Regions from separate parts of the Homo sapiens genome. Here region 1 is linked to region 2. Evidence: chromatin loops called from intact Hi-C (ENCODE). Cell type or tissue: mammary epithelial cell. All regions are shown on one strand. Each heading gives the region's core, and the rest is flanking DNA. Links, peaks and the distances in the headings are about the cores only. Region 1 overlaps SFT2D2 (SFT2 domain containing 2). Region 2 has its middle 41 kb from the start of TBX19.

Region 1 (2,814 bases), core at 122-2,621, 87 kb after region 2:
GCTGGGTTGATAGGCATTTGCTCTGGAGCCTGACTTCACTTTCATCATTACGAATCCTTAAATTAAACAGCTTCTGTGTTTTCTTAATTCTCCCACCCACAATATGTGAGTTTTATCTCCTTTGGCTACATTATTCAGTGGGCTATGTGGGAGGGGATTGTTTAAAAGGTTACTTACCACGTCAATGCCAAAGACTGCAAAATGCAGAAGATAAGTGCAAGTCCCTTGTTATGCCACTGGAAAAATAATAATATGGTTATAGGAGAGTGTGAGACAAGGGGCAAAAGCCAAAATGGTTAAGAAAAATTAAAATATACATTTACCCAAAAGGCAGAACACAGGGTAAGTGCAAAACACAACTAAAGGAAGAAAGGAAACATTAATTAATGACAATAACATGGCAGGAAAAAAAAAACTCAAAACTTGTTATTCTTCACAAATGCACAAAACTTATGCATCCTTCATCTCAAAGCAGTTAACCCACCTGAGCACCCATATTTGGCAGAATAGTTAAAAATCTCCATGAAATCAAACTAGCCAATAAAGATTCACATAGATAAGATGTTCTTTTACTTTCAAGTTTTCCCAGAACCTCTGCCCAGCAAACAAATCACATTTCAGGCCCACCCATTCATCCGTCCATCCATCTTTTCATTCAAATGCACTAAAGTAAGCTTAACACAAATCTTTCTATTTTAACTCCTACCAAATGCTAGTCTCTGCAGCAGAAAGCACATGTGAGGACAAAGGTTAACCTGAGATATCAATCTCACAGTCAGCATGCCAGTTACTTGTGTACCTATCACCTAACACTTTCCCTAAGGCCATTCTTAGAAAGCTCTTTCTGCAAGAGACTTGTCCAGGCCGTGGGCATCTGAGGCTGGCCAAGGACAACTGGTGCTAGAGCAGTCAGCCATGCCTTTCTTCGCCATCCTTCTATAACAATAACTACTCAAATATGTCCTAAATATTCTCTGTGTCCAGCATTGTGCCCAATACTCTAAAAGGACACAAAATAAACAGGAAATGTGGTCACAGCTTTTGATAACTCACCTATTTGAACAAATGAGATTATATAAATGAAACTAAAAATAAAAGTATGTTCTTCAAGTTCCAAATGTTGCAATAGCTATAAAAGTCCAGAGAATGTAGGTCTGGAATGATTTTGACAACCACAGGGAAGAAAATAGGCCAAAAATGAGAGGCATTTAGGGTCAATGGAACAGGAAGATACAACAAAGCTAAAGACAATGTTGTCAGAGCAGGGTACAAGGATGACAGGCCATAAGGAGGCCACTCCCACTTTGGGGAGACTGATGAAAAACAGTAATAAGTCCCCAAGTCAGATAATGAGGAATAAAGAGGCCATTCTATAAGACAGGACACCCACCCTAGAGAATGAGTCCTGTGTTTCTGAGTTATTCCCTCTAAGCCCTGCCTGTGTGTGGCTTCCACAGTCACCAGGAAGGTGTCTGAGCTCCCTTACTACCACCACACCACTGTGGCTCATCTGACAAGCAATGCCCTCTAGAGGTGCTTTTCAGAACTGGTAGCACCTTGACACCCACTGAAACACAAAGTAGGGGAGGAGGGGATCGTAGTATTACTTAGAGTGTTCCCTTCTGCCACATGGTTATAGGAATAGGGTAATAAGTCAAGCTGAACGGAAAAAGAGAAGAGGTCTTTAGATTTAAAAAGAAAAACATCCTATACAATAGAAATAAAAACTCCCATCTGAGAAGTCCAGCTAAAAAGCAGACCTTACCAGCACCATGATAGTTGCAATCAAACGAGTAGGCTCAAACATTCGCTTCAGCTGTTTCACTGGTCCCATGAGGAAGATGGTACTAAAAGGCAAACACACGCACACAAGCCGTTCAGAACAGAACTGCACTAGGCACACTGAGTCGCCTCCCCAAGATTTCCTGTGGCAATAGTAGCTAACATTTGAAAAGCTCTCATTCTGACTGTGCTGAAGGGCCTTTCGTGCATTTTTCTCATTTAATCCATCAACAACCAACCTATAAAGTAGGAACAATTACCACACCAAAGCCCACAGAGTTACTTTATCCAAGGCCACCCAACTAGGGAATGATAGACCCAGGCTGTAAATGCATGTGGGTGTTACTGTAGAATCATATCATACCACTAGGTTGGATAAGCCTTCTCCTTGAGAGGTGTTACCTTGCCTCCCTGACAATAACTACTCATGGAAACAAACAAGGCTCAGGAAGTTTAAAGAAAAACCATACCTTACAGGCTTAGGTAGCTTATGTTAAAAAGTAGAGCATTTCATTTTCTTTCATAATCTTCAGGGAATAATTCTAATGATGATGATATCATCATGGGTTATTTGTTGAATGTTTGCTAAATGCCAGATATTACATATATTACCTCATTTCTTCTCCTCAACAACTTTGTGAGTTATGTATTACACTTATTTTAGAGACGAGAAAATCACACAGCTACCATTTGACTCTATAGCTATTGGATTCCAAAGCTCTAAAAAGACAGACCCAGCATGCTGGGTTTTTTTTGTTTGTTTTTTTTTTTTTGACATGGAGTCTCACTCTGTCGCCAGGCTGGAGTGCAGTGATGCAATCTCGGCTCATTGCAACCTCCACCTCCTGGGTTCAAGTGATTCTCCTGCCTCAGCCTCCCAAGTAGCTGGGACTACAGGCACACGCCACCACACCCAGCTAATTTTTGTATTTTTAGTAGAGACAGTTTCACCATGTTGGCCAGGATGGTCTCGATCTCTTGACCTCGTGATCCGCCCAACTCGGCCTCCCAAAGTGCTGGAATTATAGGCGT
Region 2 (2,814 bases), core at 78-2,577:
TTTCCATGTCACAAGCAGTTGTTGCTAATTTCATGTATATTTCTAAAATTGTCAAATTTAGGGAGACTTGTATTAAGTTTCTTTTATATCCGAGACATTACAAGTGTATTTGCTGCTTATGGTGTTGCTAAGGGTTTCTGCCTTACAAACACAGGACTTCTAATACATACATTTTTAGAACGCCTATCAAAAAGAGAAATAAAGTATGGTGTATTGCCAGACATGGTGGCTCACATCTGTAATCCCAGCACTTTGGGAGGCCGAGGTGAAAGAATTACTTAAGCCCAGGAGTTTGAGACCAGCCTGGTCAACATCATGAGATCCTCATCTCTACGAAAAATAAAAAAGATTAGTTGGGCGTGGTGGGACACATGATGTAGCTTTGTAACACAGGGTGATAGCAAGATTGGAAACTTATTTATTACTGCTTACATTGTAAATTGATGCAACCAGTTTAGAGAACAATTGAACAATACCTGCAAAAGTTGAGCTACACGTATTCTAAGTCTGGGATTCTACTTGGAGGTATCTACCCTGCAGAAACTCTCATGTATGTTCACCAGAGAAATGTACAAGGATGTTCATTGCGGCACTGTTATATTAGATAGGAGTTCTAGAGTACTAGAGCACTGTTGACTATAGTTAACAGTATTATATAGTTTCAAATAGCTAAAAAGAGGATACTGAACATTCCCAACGCAAAGGAATGATAAATGTCTGAGATGATGAATATACTGATTATTCTGATTTGATCATTTTACCTTGTACGTATCAAAACATCACTGTGTACCCCATACATATGTACAATTATTATTCATCATTTAGAAAATAAAATTAAAAAATAAATAAATCTCTACTCACCCAGGCCCTTACACAGTGGCATTTCTAGAACCTTATTTCCTTTTGCCAACGGAGCCTCCATTCCAGGCTTCCTCTCTTTGGCTCCAAAACTCACAAAGGAGCCTAAAGTTGGTCTTTGGATACACAAAAGATTCACCTATATTTCAAAATAAATTCTAACTTATTTTGTTAGACATAAGTGAACAGCTGTCTAAGGTATTTTAAGGTATTATATATTAGTATCTCTGCAAGACAGTACTTTGGTAAGTTATAAGAGGTGGTCATTTCTCAATCTGCTAGAACTTTAGGCTATTGTGACTTAAAGTATTTTCTCAGTTGGGGTGCAAGGCTTATTACTGTGATTTTCATTTCTGGCTACAGGAGGGATGTAGCAGTTGAGACTGAGAGAAGGAAGTGGTAGGGTTAAATTGAAAAGTATTTCTGAGGTAGCAGAGACCAGGCTTAGTGGCTAATCAAATGTGGCAAATGAAAGAAAGAGACTTAAGTACCTGGGTAAATGGTGATGTCATTCATCTACCATCATCTATAATGGGTAATATAGAAAGAGAAGCCATTATTGAGTTTTAGGTGTGTTGACATTGAGGCACCCATAGGACACAGAGTGGAAATGTCCTGTAGGTGGTAGTGTAGTATACATGGAATCCAGAATCAAGAGAAGAGGTCTAGCTGGAGAATATTTATAAGCTCTTAGCACTTACATAGAAACTTAGAGTTATGAGCTGAGCATATCATTCGAAGAACATATAGAGCAGTAGATTTTAATTTTGGGGGGATGATGGATCCCACTGGAAATCTAATAAAAGCTATGGATCCCTTCCCCTCACTTTTTCTCTTCACCTCCCAAAAATTACCCTAAGTGTATATAAAATTCTGCGTATACCAAAGACCTTACTTATGAAGTTGCTGATGTCTCAGGTTTATGTACAACTCTGAGAACATTCAAGAAAGTGCTGCCTGGCTCACACTTGTAATCCCAGCACTGTGGGAGGCCAAGGCAGGTGTATCACCTGAAGTCAGGAGTTTGAGACCAGCCTAGCCAACATGGTGAAACCCCATGGTGTATTTTTAGTCTCCACTAAAAATACAAAAAATTAGCCGGGCATGGTAGAGCACATCTGTGATCCCAGCTACTTGGGAGGCTGAGGCAGGAGAATCACTTGAACCCTGGAGGCAGAGGTTGCAGTGAGCTGAGATCACACCACTGCACTCCTGCCTGGGTGACAGAGCCCAGGCTGCCTCAAAAAAAAAAAAGAAAAAGAAAGAAAGAAAAAAGTGCTCCCCAAGCCCTTATTCTACCCTTATCCCACGTATAGTGTAACCTCTCTGGACTTATGAGGCACTAGCCCACATGGAAAGAGATCAGGGCACTGGAAGAACGCTTTGCTTTCTCTACTTCCTATCTCCTCCCTATGTAAACCCATTGATGAGGTTCCTACCTCTTAAACAACAGTTAAATAATTGATCCTGGGCAATGTCATCACCACACCCCCAGGACCTCCTTTGGAACGCCTAATGTCTGAACTGATGAGTAAGCCCTATCCCTGTGTTTCAGAGTGCTGTGAGCCTGCATGACTCACCAACTCTGATTCTTGATCTGTTTTGTGAACTCCCACTAGTTCTGGGCCATGCTCTGGGCCTTGAGTTTTACAATAACTTTAAAGATGAAAATCTTAAAATCACATGCCAAAAAAAAAAGTGAGAGACAGAGATCACATGCTATTTTCCTAGGTCTCAGATCATAGCCAAGTATTTGGCGGGGTACATTTGATTGGGCTGGGAGAGATAAACAGGATTGTCTACGATGAAATAAAACAGCTGCTTTTACTGCAACCAATGCTTCTAGCTGCTCTACATAACAGTTTGCCTTCTGTAAATAATTGTGCTAAACAATAGACCCACCTACAAGATGCTAAGAAAAGTGCAACCGTAGGAATTTAAGGCCAGCTGTTAGCT

What was found. Hi-C counts contacts between places; a loop is a spot of excess contacts. Peaks named below come from ENCODE experiments on the same cell type or tissue, not always from the same donor. Only the 100,000 strongest peaks of a DNase experiment are listed, where the experiment ranks them.
Region 1: it touches region 2 in a loop (14-fold over the local background); 20 of 110 quality-filtered maps call a loop at or near these places.

What each region holds. Positions count from the first base shown.
Region 1 is chr1:168,234,134-168,236,947 of GRCh38, reverse strand. It overlaps SFT2D2 (SFT2 domain containing 2), which reads right to left. Exons shown (of 8, transcript NM_199344.3): 4 at 1,766-1,847; 5 at 324-359; 6 at 178-236. Among named protein-coding and RNA genes, the nearest start is that of SFT2D2, 9.5 kb to the right of the region's middle. In mammary epithelial cell, for the core only: a CTCF peak has its summit at 1,531 (motif pointing left); a DNase peak (open chromatin) is centred at 1,497.
Region 2 is chr1:168,320,762-168,323,575 of GRCh38, reverse strand. No RefSeq gene overlaps it. Among named protein-coding and RNA genes, the nearest start is that of TBX19, 41 kb to the right of the region's middle. RefSeq lists an enhancer at 2,291-2,585. In mammary epithelial cell, for the core only: a CTCF peak has its summit at 1,476 (motif pointing right); DNase peaks (open chromatin) are centred at 1,485 and 2,405; H3K27ac peaks cover 297 bases.